Regions from separate parts of the Homo sapiens genome. Here region 2 is linked to region 1. A link is a loop called in an ENCODE intact Hi-C map of the cell type or tissue named here. Cell type or tissue: natural killer cell. All regions are shown on one strand.

The links. Peaks named below come from ENCODE experiments on the same cell type or tissue, not always from the same donor. Only the 100,000 strongest peaks of a DNase experiment are listed, where the experiment ranks them.
Region 2: a loop joins it to region 1, with 2.2 times the contacts of the local background. A loop is called at or near these places in 3 of 110 quality-filtered maps.

What each region holds. Positions count from the first base shown.
Region 1 is chr21:44,478,587-44,481,086 of GRCh38, forward strand. No RefSeq gene overlaps it. Among named protein-coding and RNA genes, the nearest start is that of LINC02575, 5.7 kb to the right of the region's middle. RefSeq lists an enhancer at 1,114-1,193. In natural killer cell, a CTCF peak has its summit at 1,240 (motif pointing left); a DNase peak (open chromatin) is centred at 1,225.
Region 2 is chr21:44,374,330-44,376,829 of GRCh38, forward strand. It overlaps TRPM2 (transient receptor potential cation channel subfamily M member 2), which reads left to right. Exons shown (of 32, transcript NM_003307.4): 6 at 1,504-1,684. Among named protein-coding and RNA genes, the nearest start is that of TRPM2, 22 kb to the left of the region's middle. In natural killer cell, no CTCF peak of the experiment used is centred here; a DNase peak (open chromatin) is centred at 1,072.

The DNA of each region.
Region 1 (2,500 bases):
CCTGCGTGTGCCTGGGTGCTGGCAGCACCTTGTCTGCCTCCTTCCTCCCTGGCGCCAGCTCCTGACGCAATCAGAGGCCCAGTGACACCCACAGCACAGGGAGGAAGTGCGTGGATGTCCAGGTCCCTCCACGGAGCACAGCTGTGTAGCTTCAGGTGCTCAGGGAGGATGCCCCATTCACTCCTCCCTCATGGGTAAACTGAGGCACAGGGATGGGGAACTGGCCAGTGGGACTAAACACAAGATGTCCTGACTCCTGTGTGGGACTGTTGCCTCTTTGGGCCTTGCATTCATCAGGGCTCAGCAAGGAAACAGAGCCACTAGGATGTGTGGAGAGGAGCAGAGACTTTGCACGAGGCATTGGCTCCTGTGCGGTGTGGGCGGGCAGGCTCAGGACCCAGAAGAGCCCATGGTGCAGGCCAAGCCCAAAGGCAGGCTGCAGGAGAAGGCCTTCTGGCCCAGGGGGGCCAGCCTTCTTACTCTATTTTGGCCTTCAACTGATTGGAGGAGTGTAGGGACCAGCCCCACAGGGTTGGTGGGTCTCTCCCTGTGTGCAGCGACGAGAGAGTGTAGAAATAAAGACACAAGACAAAGAGATAAGAGAAAAGGCAGCTGGGCCCGGGGGACCACTACCACCAATGCACAGAGACCAGTAGTGGCCCCGAATGCCAGGCTGCGCTGTTATTTATTGGATACAAGGCAGAAGGGGCAGGGTAAAGAATGTGAGTCACCTCCAATGATAGGTAAGGTCATGTGGGTCACGTGTCCACTGGATGGGGGGCCCTTCCCTGCCTGGCAGCCGAGGCAGAGAAGGAGAGGAGACAGAGAGAAAGACAGCTTACGCCATTATTTCTGCATATCAGGGACTATTAGTACTTTCACTAATTGACTACTGCTATCTAGAAGGCAGAGCCAGGTGTACAGGATGGAACATGAAGGCAGACTAGGAGCATGACCACTGAAGCACAGCATCACAGGGAGACGGTTAGGCCTCCGGATAACTGTGGGCGAGTCTGACTCATGTCAGGCCCTCCACAAGAGGTGGAGGAGCAGAGTCTTCTCTAAACTCCCCCGGGGAAAGGGAGACCACCCCGCCCCCCTGCCGCTTTCCCGGTCTGCTAAGTAGCGGGTGTTGTTCCTTGACACCTTTTGCTACCGCTGGACCACGGTCCACCTGGTAACAGGCATCTTCCCAGACGCTGGCGTCACCGCTAGACCAAGGAGCCCTCTGGTGGCCCTGTCCGGGCATAACAGAAGGCTCACACTCCTGTCTTCCGGTCACACTTCACTGTGTCCCCTCAGCTCCTATCTCTGTATGGCCTGGTTTTTCCTAGGCTATGATTATAGAGCGAGGATTATTATAATATTGGAATAAAAAGTAATTGCTACAAACTAATGATTAATGATATTCATGTATAATCATATCTAAGATCTATATCTGGTACAACTATTCTTGTTTTATATTTTATTATACTGGAACAGCTCGTGTCCTCTGTCTCTTGCCTTGGCGCCTGGGTGGCTTGCCGCCCACAGATGAGGCCCACCCACCTGCTTTACCCGAAGTTCACAGATTTAAAAATTAATCTCATCCAAAAACACACGCCAAATTGACCCATGAAGTTAACCATCACAGCTATCAGGTGGGGCTCTCAGAGGTCCCCACAGCGCGCCTGACCTGGGTGGTTTCTCCCCTTCTCCCCGTCTGGCCACCTTGCCTCTGAGGGTACTTCCGGGGGCTCTGCCAGCAGGTGTACCCCAGGATGACCAGCCTGCCCTGCCTGAAGCTGCCTCCCCACAGGCCCGGCCAGGTCCCTGATGGTCTCTGCACTTCCTCCAGTCACCCCTATCCTTCCTGGCCCCGCAGGCCCCACCTGCAACCCCAGTGAAATCTGAGCACCCCAGCCCTGAGAGGTGTGGCTGCTCCTCCATGGGTGGGGTTGGCAGATGGAGCTGATAAAAATGCAGGCTGGCCAGTTACATCTGGATTTCAGATCGATAGCTGTCTTTCAGTGTAAGTACGTCCCGTGTAACATTTGGGATATACTTACACTAAAAAATGTATTCATTGTTTATCTGAAATTCAGATTTCACCAGGCACCCTGCATGTTTATGTGGCATCCTCGGCCCCACCTCTCCTGAGGCCAGCAACTCCAGGCCAGACACACTGGAGCCCCTGGCTGCCCAGGGCCGGCCAAGGAGAGGCAAGGGCAGGGCCAGGCCTCAGGGATGGCGACAGCAGGGATGTGTGGGGGTGGGGGTCTCTGCTGCAGGCTGGGCTGGGCTTGGCACATCCCCATGCTCCACGCGCATGCAGGGGCGATGGGGGCGGCCTCTGAGGTCATGGAATTCCCTGGGCTCTCCTGGCCTCTGGGGCTCCTCATGCTCACAGGTTCTCTGGCCTGGCCCCTTGGCCCTGCTTTTCTGGCTCCCTGAGGAGGCTGTGACAGGTCAGCACCCACCAGCCCTCTCAGGGCTCCTGGTTACCTACTGGCCTGAAGGA
Region 2 (2,500 bases), 100 kb before region 1:
GCAGCGGTCCCCAGCCTTTTTGGCACCAGGAACTGGTTTCGTGGAAGAGAGTTTTTCCACAGATGGGGGCGGGGTGGTAAGCGGTTGGTTTGGGGATGATTCAAGCACGTTACGTTTATTGTGCACTTTATTTCTATTATTACATTGTAATATATAATGCAGTAATCATACAGCTCACCATAATGTAGGATCAGTGGGAGCCCTGAGCTTGTTTTCCTGCAGCTAGACGGTCCCATCATCTGGGGGTGATGGGGGACAGTGACAGATCATTAGGCATTAGATTTTCGTAAGGGGAGTACAACCTAGGTCCCTCGCATGCACAGTTCACAGTAAGGTTAGTATTCCCATGAGAATCTAATGCCGCGGATCTGACAGGAGGTGGAGCTCGGACAGTCACACACACGATGGGGAGCGGCTGTAAATAGGGATGAAGCTTCGCTCGTTCACCCACCACCCACCTCCTGCTGTGAGCAGCCCAGATCCTCACAGGCCACAGACCATTACCAGTCCATGGCCCAGGGGGTGGGGGACCCCTGCTCTAGGGCAACAAAGCCCTCTCTGCCCTGCTCCTCACTTCCTTCTGAGCCCTTACTGCGAGTTGTTTTTTTTCTGAGACAGGGTCTCACTGTTGCCCAGGCTGGAGTATGTTGGTGCGATCCTCAGCCTTGACCTCCCGGGCTCAAGTGATCTTCCCATCTCAGCCTCCCAAGTAGCTGGGACTACAGGTGTGCACCACCATGCCCGGCTAATTTTTTCATTTTTGTAGACATGAGATCCGCTATGTCGTCCAGGCTGGTCTCGAACTCCAGGGCTCAGGTGATCCTCCCGCCTTGGCCTCCCAAAGTGCTGGGATTCCAGGCGTGAGCCACCGCGCCCGTCTCCGCAAGGCCTTTAATACCACATTCCCACCAACATTCTCTTCAAGGACGTTGAGACGTTTTCCATTCATGGTGCTTCTAAATCCTCCCGTCGTCTCCCCATTGCCGGTTTCAATGCCACTTCCACATTTTTAGGTGTTTGTTGCAGCAGCAGCCCACTTCCTCACCCCAGACCTGTATCCGTTTCCTGTGGCTGCCGTAACAAATGGCCTCAAGCCTGAAACAGCAGCATTGTGGTCTCTCACGTGTCTGGAGGACAGAACTCTGAAGTCAGGGTCACACGTCTGTTTCCCCGCCTCCTCCACTCCTGGGGGGTCCGGCTTTCTCCACTTGTGGCTATGTCACTTGCCCCTGCCTCTGTGGTCCCTCGGCCTCCTCTCCTGTGTGTGTCCCCCACCACCTCTCTCCTGTAAGGACACCTGTGATGGTATTTTGGGCCCACTCGGATCATCCAAGTTAATCTCATGTTTCGATCACATGTGCAAAGTCGCTTTCTCCAATAAGGCCACGTCCACAGATTCCAGGGACTGGGACCTGGTCTCTGTGAGGGCCGGTGTTCAGCCTGCTCGCGTTAGAGAGGCAGAGCTTTCCAGAAGCAGTGTCTGACGCTTCCTGGCCATCCCAGGGCAGCTTCCCCGCCGAGTACATACTGGATGAGGATGGCCAAGGGAACCTGACCTGCCTAGACAGCAACCACTCTCACTTCATCCTCGTGGACGACGGGACCCACGGCCAGTACGGGGTGGAGATTCCTCTGAGGACCAGGCTGGAGAAGTTCATATCGGAGCAGACCAAGGAAAGAGGAGGTAGGGGAGCTTGCTTTCGAGGGTGATTGGGCAGAGAGCACAGTGGGCTGGTCAGAGTGTCAGGTACAGCTGGTCACGACCAGGACGTTCAACAGGCCTGGCGTTTGGCAGAGAGTGCAGTGGGCTGGTCAGAGTGTCAGGTACAGCTGGTCACAGGTCATTCGTGGCACTCGGCAGAGAGCGCGGTGAGCTGGTCAGACTGTCAGGTACAGCTGGTCACAACCAGGATGTTCATGGTACTCGGAACGTCCTCAGAACACACCTGGGTTTCTTTCCCGTGTCTCTTTATACTTTGTTCCAGGAGGGTCATCTTCTCTTGCCCATTTTAGCCAGTGGGAGGGCGGTCTGGGGGGCTGGCAGCTCACCTGTGTGCTCGCAGGTAATGGGCCAACCTACATTTTTTTTGGGACAGGGTCTGGAGCGCAGTGGTGTGATCTCAGCTCACTGTAGCCTCGAACTTCTGGGCTCAAGGGATCCTCCCATCACCCTCCCAAAGTGCTGGGATTACAAGCTTGAACCACTGTGCCTGGCCCTACAATTATTTTAAACCTTGATCATGGTCTGCTCTCAGGTTCAGAAATCAGAATGTACGATAGTCAAAACTTAGGATTTGATACCTTTTTCCTCATAGGTGGGATGGGATGGGTTTGAGGACGTCGGGAGGTCAAGTGCGGGGTTTTGCATATCACTTGAGGAGGGTTCAAAGAGGAGATGGTGAACGGGAGGTGTCTGACCTGTGGCTGGGTGGGCTGGGGTCCCTTGCAGGGTTCCTTGTGCATCGAACTCCCCTGGAGGGTTCCTCACCAGCTTGTGGGC